Linked DNA regions of Homo sapiens: region 2 is linked to region 1. A link is a loop called in an ENCODE intact Hi-C map of the cell type or tissue named here. Cell type or tissue: HCT116. All regions are shown on one strand. Links, peaks and the distances in the headings refer to the core of each region. The heading gives the core; the rest is flanking DNA. Region 1 overlaps ITGB5 (integrin subunit beta 5). Region 2 overlaps OSBPL11 (oxysterol binding protein like 11).

What was found. Peaks named below come from ENCODE experiments on the same cell type or tissue, not always from the same donor. Only the 100,000 strongest peaks of a DNase experiment are listed, where the experiment ranks them.
Region 2: a loop joins it to region 1, with 6 times the contacts of the local background. A loop is called at or near these places in 19 of 110 quality-filtered maps.

What each region holds. Positions count from the first base shown.
Region 1 is chr3:124,757,387-124,765,719 of GRCh38, reverse strand. ITGB5 (integrin subunit beta 5) reads left to right here. Exons shown (of 15, transcript NM_002213.5): 14 at 1,163-1,329; 15 at 2,002-3,772. The coding sequence ends at 2,097. Among named protein-coding and RNA genes, the nearest start is that of MIR544B, 29 kb to the right of the region's middle. RefSeq lists enhancers at 4,144-4,438, 4,975-5,564, 5,565-6,154, 7,705-8,333. In HCT116, for the core only: a CTCF peak has its summit at 4,299 (motif pointing left); a DNase peak (open chromatin) is centred at 4,269; H3K4me3 peaks cover 402 bases.
Region 2 is chr3:125,582,452-125,590,784 of GRCh38, reverse strand. OSBPL11 (oxysterol binding protein like 11) reads left to right here. Exons shown (of 13, transcript NM_022776.5): 2 at 7,807-7,875. Among named protein-coding and RNA genes, the nearest start is that of OSBPL11, 8.9 kb to the left of the region's middle. In HCT116, for the core only: CTCF peaks have their summits at 4,961 (motif pointing right) and 7,872 (motif pointing right); DNase peaks (open chromatin) are centred at 4,994 and 7,874.

The DNA of each region.
Region 1 (8,333 bases), core at 316-8,315:
TTTAGAAGAAAGATGAATGTGCAGCTGGGGGCCCATTCTTGGGGCAAGCGCTAGTGGGAGCGTGAGTCAGGGCAATGGGAGTTATAGAAGGATAGGGCCCTGTCCCTGGGGAGGGTCTCATCTTGGAGGAGCACAGACGTGAAAGTAACCACAGAACATACCTACCCTGCACAGCCAAAGGCAGCAAGGAGCTGCTGTGTTCTGCAGGGAGGGTGCAGGGCATCTAGACCACCAGGGCTGGGCAGGGTATCACTCAAGTCAGGGAGCATCCAGCTCCACACACAGCCTGGGCGGGGCCACTGCTGCTTCCCAGCATGGATTCCAAGGACAACGGAGCACTGGGTTCAACATTCCTGCTGCTCCCATGCTCAGCTCCCAGCACCACTGAAGAGGTCAAGCTTTAATCCAAATACCAACATTCTGCCTCTGCTTGGACCCAGGGACCAATAGCCTTTGCCTTGGAGTAACTGGAATATCTGATATCACCCCTTACATTCTTCTTGGGGGTAGGGAGGCAGGGGTGGAGCAGAAAAAGATTTGCTCTCTTCAATCGACAGCACTGCAAACTATTTTTCCAAATTGAGCCCAACCACATAATGTGCCTTCCTGAGGCCAGAGGCAGAGAGAAGTGTGGTACCAGCCTAGGATGCACGCCTGTAAGAATGAGGCTTTGTTTCCAATGCTGTGTCTGAGGTTCTTTGAAAACAAGCACATTTACTCCAAGGGACACCACGCTAAAGGCTTACAAATGTTGGCCCCCAGCCCAGACCTTGTGGAAGTGGCTTCATGTGGCTTCATGGTACCTCCTGCCTGCCCAGTCTGCTCCTGAAACCATGTACACGAAAGCTGAGCGGGTCCAGCATCCTGCAATGGAGACTGGGCCAGGCGGGATGTGGGTGCTGCCCATGAGGGGAAAGGCAGCCCTGCCCCAGGGCCCTCATCTAGACTTTGCCACACTTGCTGTGTGACTTTAGAACAGTCACTGTCCCTTTTGAATCTTTCATTTTTTGTACATTGGGGAAACCCTCCTGAGGATCTAAGGGAGAGCCGAGGAGAAGGCCTTTGGAAGGGGTGCAACTTTCATCTCAGAAATGCCTGCAGTTGCGTGAGAGGGGCATGGTGATGCTAGTGGCTTTGCTTACCATGCTTCTGGTCCCCCCAGAGTGTGGAAACACCCCCAACGCCATGACCATCCTCCTGGCTGTGGTCGGTAGCATCCTCCTTGTTGGGCTTGCACTCCTGGCTATCTGGAAGCTGCTTGTCACCATCCACGACCGGAGGGAGTTTGCAAAGTTTCAGAGCGAGCGATCCAGGGCCCGCTATGAAATGGTAAGCACGTGGGAAATGGGAAGCAGAGGAGACTTCAAGCTCAGAGGCGTGGTTGAGTTCAGCGGTATGTTAGCAATAGAGGCTCACTAATGTCTTTGGCATTAAAAACAAAAGAATCAACACCAGAAACGCTGTGCCCAGTTCTGGAGAGAGAGAATTGCACAGCCCCAGTGCAGAGTGAGCTGCACAGATCCCTGTTCCAGACCCAGGTCAGGAAGGTCATGGGGGCAGAGGCGCTGGGCGTGCCTCAGGAAGAGTCTGACCAGTCTCAGAGAGAGCACAGACCAACAGGAAAGCTCAGATTCTTATGGTCCATTACAACACTCACACCTGCAGTCTGGTCACCCCAGGCAGACTGCAAATGCCCAGAGGACTGAGCGCAGTCAGTTTCTGCTGAACCTGGGCTTGGTTTCTGTTAAAGCTGGAAGGGACTTCAGAGACCTTCTGACCCAACTCCTCCTTCCAGAGGTGGATAGTGAAAGCTTAGAGAAGGCGATGGCTTTCCTGGGGAACACAGAGCTGTCCTAGAGCCCACGGCCGTCTCCTCCTGAGTGCTCTGCCTGCTGCTGTCGCAGGGGGCTGACCTGGGAAGGGATCCTAGGGCCTGCGTCTGTCGGTTTGAGTGTGTGAGCTAACATGTGTCCTCATCCTCTTCCCCGCCGTGTTCTGTAGGCTTCAAATCCATTATACAGAAAGCCTATCTCCACGCACACTGTGGACTTCACCTTCAACAAGTTCAACAAATCCTACAATGGCACTGTGGACTGATGTTTCCTTCTCCGAGGGGCTGGAGCGGGGATCTGATGAAAAGGTCAGACTGAAACGCCTTGCACGGCTGCTCGGCTTGATCACAGCTCCCTAGGTAGGCACCACAGAGAAGACCTTCTAGTGAGCCTGGGCCAGGAGCCCACAGTGCCTGTACAGGAAGGTGCCTGGCCATGTCACCTGGCTGCTAGGCCAGAGCCATGCCAGGCTGCGTCCCTCCGAGCTTGGGATAAAGCAAGGGGACCTTGGCGCTCTCAGCTTTCCCTGCCACATCCAGCTTGTTGTCCCAATGAAATACTGAGATGCTGGGCTGTCTCTCCCTTCCAGGAATGCTGGGCCCCCAGCCTGGCCAGACAAGAAGACTGTCAGGAAGGGTCGGAGTCTGTAAAACCAGCATACAGTTTGGCTTTTTTCACATTGATCATTTTTATATGAAATAAAAAGATCCTGCATTTATGGTGTAGTTCTGAGTCCTGAGACTTTTCTGCGTGATGGCTATGCCTTGCACACAGGTGTTGGTGATGGGGCTGTTGAGATGCCTGTTGAAGGTACATCGTTTGCAAATGTCAGTTTCCTCTCCTGTCCGTGTTTGTTTAGTACTTTTATAATGAAAAGAAACAAGATTGTTTGGGATTGGAAGTAAAGATTAAAACCAAAAGAATTTGTGTTTGTCTGATACTCTCTGTGTGTTTCTTTCTTTCTGAGCGGACTTAAAATGGTGCCCCCAGTGGGGATTGAAGCGGCCGTGTACTTCCTCAGGGATGGGACACAGGCTGGTCTGATACTCCAGACTGCAGCTTGTCAAGTAAGCATGAGGTGCTCGGGGCAGTGAGGGCTGTGCAAGGGGGAACACTGAGCAGATACCTTTGGCCCCTTCCAGCTTTTACTGACAGAGAGTTCCAGGCTAGACACCATAAAAACCACCCCTTGTTCTGAGGGGCTGAGGCTGGAAATAGATTGTACAGACAAGCAAGGGTTGAGTGGTGGTTCCCACACGAAGTCATCTCTTAATCATCATTAGCAATAGCAGTTCCCTTCCAAGGCCTCCCCTCACTCCCGAAACACTTACGTCCCATGCAGGCCCAATGCAAAAAAACACATTTGAGCTTTTTTCCCGCAGGGCCATGAAGTCCCCTTAAGTTCCCATATCTAAGATGGTTGACTGACCCTCTCCCCTTATGTACAGAAGAGGAAACTGATTCTCAGAGAGGGGAAGTGGCTTGCCCGAGTGTTTGTTAGGAGGTTACTGAATGACAAACTGTTCCTAAGACCCCATCTCATGCTGGCCAGAGGGCCAGCCTCCTCATTCCTGCTTGCTCTTAGAAAATCTTTCACTGATCATTTTTTGTCACTGGAATAACTTCAAGGTTATTATGCTTTCATTCCAAATGGATCTGTCCTCAGCTCTGGACCCAATTCCCCTTACTTCATTTTGGCAAACACTAAGTCAAATAGTGAAATGCCTGTCACTACATAGAACCTATTACCTGGGGCAAATACGAACAGATTGAGTTTCCTTCATCTTGTGTAAATATGATGAAACAGAGACCTGGTAACTTGGTGACACTGTTAAACCCTTTTTGGGATAAAGCCAAATGTAAATGAAAACATTAAACAGATAAATTGTGGTGTTGAGACTTTTCTGAATTGAGAAAAATAAATGTAATTTTGGAAGAAACTTTGGGTTTCTCTCATGTTTAATTTTGGGTTTCCTGGAGACAAATCATTAACTGGCTCAGAATCTCATTTTCTCTAAGGGCACGACATTCTTTTTTTTTTTTTTTAAGAGAGGATCTCACTGGGTCACTCAGGCTGGAGTGCAGAGGTGCAATCTCAGTTCTCTGCAGCCTCAATCTCCTGGTCTCCCGTGATCCTCCCAACTCAGCCTCCTAAGTAGCTGGGACTACAGGTGTGCACCATCACACCCAGATAATACTTTATTTTTTGCAGAGACAAGGTCTCACTATGTTGCCCAGGCTGGTTGGTCTACAACTCCCAAGCTCAAGCGATCCTCCCACCTTGGCCTCCCAAAGTGTTAGGATTACATACGTCAGCCACCGCGCCTGGCCTGGGCACAACATTCTTGAGCCACAGATAGCAAAGGAGGATTTGTTCTAGTTCCACTTGACGTGGAAAGTGAGGGTGTTTTCGTCTGACGCCGAGGGATGTTACGGAACCAGTGCTCACGGTGCCTTGCTGCCCCCTGCTGGAAGCTCTTGGCATGAGCTGTTTGGAGATCTGACTCCCGAGATTCCGACCCAATGTATAATTTTAAAGGTTATCCAGCGAGCTGCAAGTGACCACAAAGATAATCTATTCCAAACGCTTCATTTCACAACCCACCCCCAGATGGGTCATTTTGTAATTTTAAGATATTTTTATCAAAATGGGCCTTTGGCCGAGCATGGTGTCTCACGCCTGTAATCTCAACACTTTGGGAGACCAAGGTGGGAGGATTGCCAAAGCCCAGGAGTTCGAGACCAGCCTGGGCAACACAATGAGACCCTGGCTCTACAAAAAAGAAAAAAAAAAAACCAGGGAATTCTCATTCAGCTTGATTGACTAGTACTTTATTAAACTAACCAATCGCTACCTCTTCCAGGGAAGAAATGTGATTTTTAAATTTGTTTAATTAGGATCAAAGCTTGAGGTGATTATCATGAAACTCTTGGGATGAATTTCAGGTAAGAGCAAACAGATGGGGAAAAACGGGCAGGGAGGACAGAAGGTCCTTCTCTGCTGGAGTATGCCCTTTAGCTCCTCCCTCTCCCTGGAGGACATCCAATACCATGGTTCCTACTTGCTTCTGAGGACATCCTTGTATACTCAGCTGTTATGGAATGGATTGTGTCCCTGCAAAAATGCATTTGTTGTAAGCCCTAAAGCCCCAAAGTGATAGCATTTGGAGATGATGGAGCCTTTAAAGAATGAATTGCGATTAAATGAGGTCATAGGGTGGCACCCTAACTCAATGCAGCTGGTGTCTTTATAAGACCAGGTAGAGACCCCAGGGCTGCAGAGAGGAAAAGCTGTGTGAAGACACAGTGAGAAGGTGGCTGCCTGCAAGCCAACAGGAGAGGCCTTAGGGGAAACCATTTTTGCTGACACTTGATCAACTTCCACAGCCTCCAAAACTATGAGAAAGTTAGTTGTTGAAACCACCCAGTCTGTGATATTTTGTTACGGCAGCCTGAGCAGACTAATACAGCTAGTAACAAGCTTTGAGACTGGCAGAGAGGAGGCGGGGAGAAGTAAAAGACGCAAAGGCAGTGACAGTGACAGTGCTGGGATGAGGCTCCGGAAGAGGTGTTGCGCCTGTGGGGTGTGAGGTGCCTGAGGAAGCTGGGGGTTTGTCCAGTGGGCACTGGAAATGCAGACAGGGCATGGCATGTGAACATGCCTGGAGCTGGGTCACTGCCTGCATGGAGGCTGTGAGCACTCAGACAGCTGTGGCCTGGCTGCGACTCAGCGTTGGGGCTCCGAGGTCCTGGCTGCGACTCAGCGTTGGGGCTCCTCTGGAGGTCCCCCAGCTGAGAAGGCCTAGTTAGGTCTCTCCCACCCGGCATCCTGTTCTCCCCCAGCTCTGGGGCTCCAGACTTCATAGTCAGGACCCAGCTCCTACTCAGGCCTTCAGACCCTCCAGGGGTGCAAACATAAGAGCTGGAGGGAGAAGAATAGGAGAGACAGCTGTGAGGGGGCTGCGCCTGAGGAACAGTTCTTCTCAGCCCCCAGAGGCCCTGCCTGCTCAGTTGCTGCTTTGGGAGGGACCCATGGGAAGGAGGGAAAGACAGTCGCTGCCTGGCCAGCCCCCCATCTGCGAGAGCCACCTCCAAGACGGGTTGGGTGATGTGTCAGTGAGAAGGCCTTCATATCCAATTTCTTTCTCTTGGATGTGAATGTCAGGAAGTCCATCTCTCCCCATGACTGATGCTTCCTTCTGTCATACAATGGGGCCTGTATAATAGGTTTGGTATCTTGATGGTTAGGAAGCTGGGAACTGAATGCATTTAGTGGACCAGAGACTGTTCATAACATGGGGACAAGAGAAAAAGAGGCTCGGGTTCTTAGTGCCACCCCTTTTCCTCTCAACCCAACCCCACTGCCCCCTCCATTAACAACCCCCATCCTCTTCCTACCTTCCCCCTCCACACGTCCTGATCCTTCTGATAGATACCCAGCTGCATAACGTCTTCACTTTAAGATGCCTCGAATTCTTGGTGGAAAAAGGCAAGCTCTAAACAGCAAGGGGCAACCCATCAGGGGCAGCCACCTCACTGACCTGCTACAGTAGGAGTTCCTGACCCTTTTGGGTCATGGGCTGCTTTGACATTCTGGTGAATGCTACAGACACCCTTGTTAGAACAATGCCTATAAATGTGTAACAAAGAAGATGCTAAAAAGTCCAATCCTATTTCTCAGGGTTATCATCTCAGTTTGATTTCAAAAACACCCTCCCTGGAAGACACATCATTGAAAGCTTCATTGGTCCCACCCACATAGAATATCAGATCCCTGTGACTGAAAGCAAACTCCTCATTTGATCCTCACAACTACCCCACAAATACCACATTCAGGGAAGGTATTTCCCCATTTTACAAAAGGGGAGATTGAGAACAGTCACACCTTGAGTGACAGTTGGTGAGACCCAAGCTCAAGAATCCCTTCTCTAGAGTCCTCTGCCCTGCACCTGCTCCTGGAAGAAGTCTGTCTCTTCTTATCCCAGAATTCTGCCGCATGATTGGGGAGTCATCTGAGTCTCTGTCTTGGGGGCATACATCTCTACTGAAATAAAGTGAAGTGCTCTAAGAGCAGACTGATACATTATAAAATGTCTCTCCTTCCTCCTTGAATCTTTCTCTTTTGTCCTCATCACATGAGCAGTCTCTGGTACACACATGTGGAGGCCAAGGCAACTCCATCTTGGAAGTGAATCTGCCATGTTGACTTCTGATTAATTCCTGTTCTGGAAAGCTCTCTAAGATTTCCAGTTTATCTATTGTTCCTTGTGTAAGAGTAGGTACTAACTAAACAACCTTGATGTTATTGTATTTACCACAAGTTCTGCCCTTAAGCCATTGTCCTACACACCCCTTCTTTTCACATCCATCTCTTCCCTGTGGTCTGTAGCCCTAGGTTTAGGGGATAATGGTTCAGGGATCCAACAACTTGTCTCACCACTGCCCAAGAGACAGACATAGCTTCTGTTCTTAAGTCCCTATTAAATATTTCTTTCTGAGAAACTGGGTTTGTCAGGCTCTCTCTTTGACTTCTCAGCTTCCTCAGACTTTGAGGGGTAGGTGTGCACAGGCCTGCCAATGCAGAACAACACACGTTAACAAAAACCCCAGGAACTGTTCTATTTTTTTAAATGAAGGAAGATGACAACTGACACAAATGTCATGTTTCCTCGCACAGAAGTTCAATCCTTCAAAGACTCCTTTCTGTCAGGCCTCTGAGCCCAAGCCAAGCCATCGCATCCCCTTGTGACTTGCACGTATACGCCCAGATGGCCTGAAGTAACTGAAGAATCACAAAAGAAGTGAAAAGGCCCTGCCCCGCCTTAACTGATGACATTCCACCATTGTAATTTGTTCCTGCCCCATCTTAACTGAGTGATTAACCCTGTGAATTTCCTTCTCCTGGCTCAGAAGCTCCCCTACTGAGCACCTTGTGAACCCCGCCCCTGCCCACCAGAGAACAACCCCCTTTGACTGTAATTTTCCATTACCTTCCCAAATCCTATAAAACGGCCGCATCTCCCTTCGCTGACTCTCTTTTCGGACTCAGCCCGCCTGCACCCAAGTGAAATAAACAGCCATGTTGCTCACACAAAGCCTGTCTGGTTGTCTCTTCACATGGACTCGAGTGAAATTTGGTGCCGTGACTCGGATCGGGGGACCTCCCTTGGGAGATCAATCCCCTGTCCTCCTGTTCTTTGCTCCGTGAAAAAGATCCACCTACGACCTCAGGTCCTCAGACCGACCAGCCCAGGAAACATCTCACCAATTTCAAATCCGCTAAGCGGCCACTTTTTACTCTCTCCTCCAACCTCCCTCACTATCCCTCAACCTCTTTCTCCTTTCAATCTTGGCGGCACACTTCAATCTCTCCCTTCTCTTAATTTCAATTCCTTTCATTTTCTGGTAGAGACAAAGGAGACAGGTTTTATCCGTGGACCCAAAACTCCGGCACCGGTCATGGACTGGGAAGGCAGCCTTCCCTTGGTGTTTAATCACTGC
Region 2 (8,333 bases), core at 119-8,118, 830 kb before region 1:
TTATGGTTTACTCATGTTCTAACTTATGTAGCAAATATTTTTGAGTCTCTACTATGTCTGAAGCACTCTTTTATTAATGCCAAATTAATGTGCACACCCAAAACAACGAAAGAATGAATTCTAAGGCTTATTTTAGGAGGATCATCAAAATAATCAGGAAAAGGAAGGGCATCAGTGGCATTTACAAAACAATCTCATGATGACCTTTTGAAAAAAAAAATTTTTTTTTTGAGACAGAGTCTGGTCCTCTTGTGCAGGCTGGAGTGCGGTGGCAGATCTTAGCTCACTGCAACCTCTGCCTCCCAGGTTCAAGTCCAAGCGATTCTCCTGCCTCAGCTTCCCAAGTAGCTGGGACCACAGGCACTTGCCACCACACCCGGCTGATTTTTGTATTTTTAGTAGAGATGAGGTTTCACCATGTTGGCCAGGCTGGTCTCAAACTCCTGACCTCAAGTGATCCACCCACTTCGGCCTCCTGAAGTACTAGGATTACAGGCGTGAGCCACCGTGCCTGGCCCTTTTGAAAAATTAAACTTAAGAACTTAATTTATTAGATTAGCCTTGTATTTTCTTGTTTCCAGAGTAATTTATATTCATATGATGTGAGCTTTCTTTACCATTTACAGAGAAGATAGATTTCCCAGTTCTGGGTCTTTCCTTCCTTTTTCATAGTGAATATTCACACTTTATAAAATATGCATGTTTTCATTATTTTTGTATTCTTCATGTCAGCTTGTAGAGAAATTCACAAATCTGCAAATATGCCACCTGCTTATTAAAATGGGCAGAAGAGAACTATTCAAAAGAGGAACTGAAAGACAAACCAGGGTGTTTGATGGCCTGCTTTTTTTTAAAATTTTGAGCTCCTCACTGGCTAATCATATTAACAGATAAATCTATTTTCCTCATTAGCAAACAGCTATACTTTTCAGTAAATGTGTAAAAGTCTGCAAATGTGTAGTATAGAAATAATTTTTGTGGTCAGACCACAATAATTTTGTGGTTTCTTCCACTGTCAATACTATTATAAGGAAAAGTGCCTGTTCGCGGATGGGAAAATGAGATTGGCCTAAATATAAATGAATGTTCATGGTCTTAGAGGTTTTACCTCTTCTTCTGAGTTGATTTGAAGAAAAAGTCATAAATGTCTGCTTTTTTTTTTTTTTTCCTCTGCAGGGGTTAAAGGAAAATTGATACATATTTCTACACTCTAGTTTTTGTTTTCTGTATCTGACATCTGCTATAGATGCTGGTAAAAACAAGAGAAAGATAATTGTAGGCATGTAACTGGAAACTATAAAATATTATTCCAAAATCTAGTTAAAAATATACCAAGTCTTGAGGAGCAAGAGTTGGTTTATTAATAATGTGCTGTGATTTCTTAGTTTCCTTACATTTTTGCACTACATATCTTTTCTGTTTTGTTTTTTTTTTTTTTTTTTGAGATGGAGTTTCACTCTTGTTGCCCAGGCTAGAGCACAATGGTGCAATCTTGGCTCACCACAACCTCTGCCTCCTGGGTTCAAGCGATTCTTGTGCCTCAGTCTCCCGAGTAGCTGGGTACAGGCAGGTGCCACCCGGCTAATTCTTATATTTTTGGTAGAGACGGGGTTCCACCATGTTGGCCAGGCTGATTTCGAACTCCTGACCTCAGGCGATCTGCCTGCCTAGGCCTCTTAAAGTACTGGGATTACAGGCGTGAGCCACCGCACCCGGCTTTGTCTACATTTCTAATCATTTGTCATAGATGGGATACCTAAAAGTGAAATTCTAGGGCCAAAGAGTGCTAACATTTTTAAGACTCTTGGCAGGAGGGAGGACCCCTCTCTTGACTTTATACTTTTTGTCATAGATTAAAATACAGTTAGACTTTATTTTGTTTGCGATTTTGAGTATACAGTCTGCGAGTTGAATTTTTTGGGGAGGAGGTGGGCAGGTTACTGAGAATTGCCTCATGGCTTCATAGAAAAATTCTGTTTCTTTCTTCCCATTGCTTAATTCATTCAGCAAATAAACATTATATCCCAGGCTACACACTAGCTGTTGCGAGGAATATCTCTTAATGTCATTAGCCTTTTCCTCAGCTAAGCAAGCCACTCCCCGCTTCATGCTATTTCTTATCCAGAGAATGGACCAAAGTGCTAAGCCTTTTGGGAGGATACTTTTTGCCTAGTTGAAAGTATGGATTTTGACATGTGACTTGCCTGGTACCTCATATTTACTGACTACAACTTGGATTCCTGCCTGTAGTTAAATACCTTAAGGTATCGCTATTTGGCTTTTCCAGGAAAATAGAACCAATAGGTAGATATATATAGAGAGAGATTATGAGGAATTGGCTCATATGACTGTGGAGCCTGAGAAATCCCATAGCTCAGTTGTCTACAAGCTGGAGAACCTCTTGACATTATCGTCAACCTCTGATGTTACTTCCAGCTGACTGCCCTCATCATTCCATTAAACTGTTATCTCTGGGTTTTAAGTCTAATGAGTCTTCTCAGTCTTTGTCATATCTTACTTTATCAGTAGCACTGAACTTCTCTTTTTTTTTTTTTTTTTTTTTGAGACAGGGTCTTACTCTGACGCCCAGCCTGGAGTACAGTGGCAGGATCTTGGCTCAGTGAAACCTCCGCCTCCCAGTTTCAAGCAATTCTCCTGCCTCAGCCTCCCAAGTAGCTGGGACTACAGGCATGCACCACCACGCCCAGCTAATTTTTGTATTTTTAGTAGAGATAGGGTTTTACCATGTTGGCTAGGCTGGTTTTGAACTCCTGACCTCAAGTGATCCACCCACCTCAGCCTCCCAAAGTGCTGGGATTATAGGCATGAGCCACTGTGCCTGGCCTGAGACAGAGTCTTGCTCTGTTTCCCAGGCTGGAGTGCAATGGCACGATTGCAGCTCCCTGCAGCCTCCACTTCCTGGGCTCAAGCAATCCTCCCATCTCAGTGTCCTGAGTAGCTGGGATTACAGGTGTGTGCCACCCTGCCTGGCTAATTTTTAATTTTTTTTGTAGAGACAGGATCTCACTGTGATGCCCAGGCTGGTCTCAAACTCCTGGCTCAAGTGATCCTCCCAAAGTGCTGGGATTACAGGTGTGAGTGAAGGCACCTGCCCACTGAATATTCTTGACCACAGACTTATCTTGAAACACTTTCTCTGGTTTCTGTCTTTCCATACTCCTAGTTTTCTTCCCACTACTCAGTTGTTCCTGATTTCTTCTCTGTATTCCCCTTGCCCTTAAAACTTTTCCTTAGAGATCTCTCTTAGACCCTGCCCATCTCTTGCCATTTCGTAATACTTCCTGAGTGACCTTATTTACTGCTGTAACTTCAAATACCAGTTATATGCTTATATGCTGATGACTACCAAGCCCTAATCATGCTGCCTTACTGGATATCTCCCTGTATAGTCCTGCAGGTTCATTAAATTTAACATCTTAAGTTGGAACAAATCCAAAATTTCTCTGCGATCCCTATCTCAGTGAAGGCATTAGTTATCCACCCAGTTGTTCCAGCTGGAAATCTGAGTGTTGCTCTTGTCCTTTCTCTCTCACTTTCATTCTTTCTGTCTCACTTCACATCTAATCAGTCATCAAATCTAGTCATTTCAGCCTTCTCACTCACTACTGAATCCTCTGTATTTGTTTAATGCCTTTTTTATTTGTATGGCAGCTGCAAATGTAGTCCCATTGTGTGTCTTTTCCAGTAGCAGGAACCCATGTTACTGCCTTTTTCTTCAAGGAGATATATTTCTCTTAGATTAGATTATAGATTTGAGATGGAGAGTTATTAGTTATTGCCTTTTTGATTTTCTTATGCTTTTCAATGGTTTTTCAGAGTGCTGTGCTTTAGTAGGTATTGAGTAATTGTTTTGAGTTGAAAGGATTTGAAACTGTTTAAAAGGTAGCTTAATTTTAAAAACTTTTATCTATCTTAAGTCTGATAAAGAAAGGTTGAGAAATAAGTATATTGCCGGGCACGGTGGCTCACGCCTATAATCCCAGCACTTTGGGAAGCCGAGGCAGGCGGATCACGAGGTCAGGAGTTCGAGACCAGCCTGACCAACATGATGAAACCCCGTCTCTACTACAAATAGAAAAAGTAGCCAGGCATGGTGGCACACACGCACCTGTACTCCCAGCTACTCGGGAGGCTGAGGCAGGAGAATCACTTGAACACAGCAGGCGGAGGTTGTAGTGAGCCAAGATTGCACCACTGCTCTCCAGCCTGGGTGACAGAGCGAGACTCCATCTCAAAAAAAAAAAAAAGAAATATGTATGTTATAGTAATGGAGATTAAAGAATTGAAGCAGTTATTTTTAAGATATTTAAGAGAAAATGAGTATCAAACTAAACACAATATAATAAAGCCACTTAGCACAGTTTAATCAGTTATTTTTATAGACTATCAGCTTCCACTACTAATCCCAATTAAATGTTAACAAGTTTAAAAGATTAGAAATATACCCAGTTTCTTGAGCAGTGAAGTTTTTGGAGGACTGAAGAAGAAATTAACTTTATCATAGCTTATTTTTTAGTGTATTAGTCTGTTTTGGACCATCACTTCTATTTTATAGAACACAAAATAGTATAATATAATCAGATATGTGGTATGTTCCCACTTCAGTAGCTAGATTTTATTAATATTAACAGACACACATTAAAAATATTCTATAAAAATTTGCACATTTTATTTTATTTACTGTTTTTAGAGATGGGGTGGGTCTCCCTATGTTGCCCAGGCTGGTCTCAAACTCCTGGACTCAAGGAATTGTCCCACCTTGGCCTCCCAAAGTGTTGAGATTACAGGCATGAGGCACTACACCAGGCCCTGAAAATTCACACATTTTAGATAGGAATAAAGCATGAGAGTTAGAGATACTGTGTAGTAACTCAATTATAAGACAGTAGAAGAAAAGAAAGTGTGAATCAGATGTTCAGTCACAGAGCACTTTTTATGCTGACCACCAGATGGCACAGTTGTTCCACACCAGCTGGTTGCCTTCGATAGTGGCTATTTCTTGGGATACATGGAAAAGGGGAAGAATGAGGGAGGGACATTGCAACCAGCTGTTCCAAAGAATAGGATGTTTTCAAGTTGGTTCTTTGTAACCTGGAGACAGCTGTTTTATATAATAAAAATAAGCCAGCAGTTTACTTACTTGAATTTCTGCCTCTTTTGAAACTAACTTTATGCTACTACCAAATAAACCATGTCAATATCCTTATAGTTTTGTTTTTTTTTTTTTCAGAAAGCTAACTCTTTAGATATATGAATCAGCAAAATATTAATAACATTAGAAAATTAAACAGAACATTACTATGATGTGAAATATGAAGATACACTTAGAGCCAGGTACAGTGGCTCATACCTATAATCCCAGCACTTTGGGAGGCTGAGGCAGGCTGATCACTTGAGGCTAGGAGTTTGAGACCAGCCTGGCCAACCCATCTTTACGAAACTCCATCTCTACTAAAAATACAAAAATTAGGTGGGCATGGTAGCAGGTGCCTGTAGTCCCAGCTACTTGGCAGGCAGAGGCAGAAAAATCGCATGAGCCCCAGAGGCGAAGGTTGCAGTGAGCTGAGATCACACCACTGCACTCCAGCCTAGGCAAAAGAGCGAGACTCTGTCGCAATTAAAAATAAAAAAAAGAGATACACGTGGGATCTTTTTAGCGATTGATGTTACTGAAATTGTACACTTTAAAAAATTTGTGGCTCATGCCTGTAATCCCAACACTTTAGGAAGCCAAAGTGGAAAGATCGCTTGAGCCCAGGAGTTTGAGAGCAGCCTGGGCAACATAGTGAGACCCCCCCATCCCCACAAAAATAATTAAAAATTAACTGGGCATGGTTGTACGTTCCTGTAGTTGCAGCTACTCAGATGCTGAGGTAGGAGGGTCACTTGAGCTGTTAAATGAGTGATATAGATAATTAGATATGACCAAAATGGGGAGTACCTTCAGTAATATGAGAGTAGTGACTAAATAAAGATGATGTATTTTGTTTATTGCTTTGAAATAAAAATTTTGTTTTTCTCAGGTATAGGTAAGTATATATAAGGTTTTAAGAAGGTTTTGCCCCATAGTTCACATACATTTGAAGAATACATACAGTCTTAAAGCCAGAGGAATTGAACTGTAACTCAGTTGTGATATTTTTTATTACATGCTAATGGCTATGACTTGACATTTATGTAGTAATGAAAGCTTGGTGTAGAGAACCTAGATTAAAGAGTAGTTCCCAAAATGGCGAATTATGAAATATCTTGGCACTTTGAGAAAATATTTAGGTTGTATACTACCTCAAACCTCTTATGGATTGATGCAGAATGTAAGCAAATATTCAGATTATGGAGCAACTGGACAGAATGGAGAAAGAGTAAGTTTTTCTGTTTTTTTATTTTTGTTTTTGTTTATGATGGAGTCTCACTCTGCCACCCGGGTTGGAGTGCAGTGGTGCAGTCTCGGCTCACTGTAACCTCTGCCTCCTGGGTTCAAGCGATTCTCCTGCCTCAGCCTCACAAGTAGCTGGGATTACAGGCACGTGCCACCACACCTGGCTAATTTTTTGTATTTTTTGTTGAGATGGGGTTTCACCATGTTGGCCAGGCTGGTCTCGAACTCCTGACCTTAGGTGATCCACCTGCCCCGGCCTCCAAAAGTGCTGGGATTACAGGCGTGAGCTGCCATGCCCGGCCAAGAATAAGTTTTTCGGGAAGCTGAGCTGTGTACTAAGTACCTAAAACAGAGGAGGAGCTCTTTAGGGAATTTTTTTGAGACAGAGTCTGGGGCATTGGGTTTTCTATGGCCTCAAAGAGCTGCTTAAGCCTGAAGCCTGGGGAAGATAGGGGAGCCAAACAAAAAATATAGCTCTCTGCTTTTCTAAGCAATGTATCTCAAAATAACTGAAATAAACAACTTGATTGCGACCTGGGCCGGAAGTATAAGAACTCTAGCAGAAACCCAAGTGGCTGTATTTCTACAGAAGAATTCTTTCCTCTAGTTGTGGGCTTTATTTATTATTCTTATTTATTTATTTTACGTATTTAATAAAGAGAGACAGTGTCTCATTATGTTGCCCAGTCTGGTTTCAAACTCCTGGGCTCAAGTGATCCCCCTATCTTGATCTCCCAAAGTGTTGGGATTACATGTGTGAGCCACTGCACTCAGCCCTTTTTTTTTTTTTTTTTTTTTTTTTTGGAGACGGAGTCTCACTCTGTTGCCCAGGCTGGAGTGCAGTGGTGAGATCTCAGCTCATTGCAGCCTCCACCTCCTGGGTTCAAGTGATTCTCCTGCCTCAGCCTCCCAAGTAGCTGGGACTACAGGCACACACCACCACGCCCGATGAATTTTTGTATTTTTAGTAGAGATGGGTTTTCGCCATGTTGACCAGGCTGGTCTTGAACTCCTGACCTCAAGTGATCCTCCTGCCTTGGCCTCCCAAAGTGCTGGGATTACAGGTTCGAGCCACTGTGCCCGGCCATCCCACTTATAATACTTATAGTATATTTGTTTTATGTTTATGTAATTTTATATTTGTATAATGATTTTACATTTGGAATATTTATAATAATATATAATTTATGAGGTATTGTACTTGTTTTGAGGAAATTGATGAAGTCCTATAGATATGAAATTTGGGAGATTAAATGCCTCTGTTGACCTATACATTTTACTTCTCAATAAAATTTGAGGCATTTATAGAGCATATATGTATCTGCAGCTATTTTGAAAATTGTACCATTATCCTCCTGGGATTTCTTCTAATTTTTACTAACTTTGGCTTTTTCATTTTGAAATAGTGATCACATGGAAAATGTGTATGGCTATTTAATGAAGTATACCAACCTTGTCACTGGGTGGCAGTACAGGTAAGTGTGATTATTTGTGTCACATCAGTCTCTCCTAAGAGAGCAGGAATAGGGCCCAATAATTTTATATTTTGATATTACTTTAGACAGACATGGCTGGGAAACCTTTTAGAGAAGGATTTCCCACAGCTTCTAAAAGTTTGGTGACTTCTTCTTAGAGGGTGGGAAAAGTTGACATCTGTCCAAGTAGCAGCCTCTAAATGCCTCAGATGTTACTATTAAATGAGGATTAGAATCACTTGTTACCTGGCTTGGGCATTGTATACTTGCAGAAGTTAGGTTCTTAGGGGAAGAGAAATAGGGGTTTGGAGACAGCAAACACATTTGTGTTAGGTTCCCATCTTATGCCAGATTCACAGCTTCTCTGGGATCTTGAAGAGGTTAAGTAACCAGCCAAGGGTCACACAAGCTGTCAGGAAGCAGGAAAACCAGCTATCTCAAATACTTTATAGAATTGT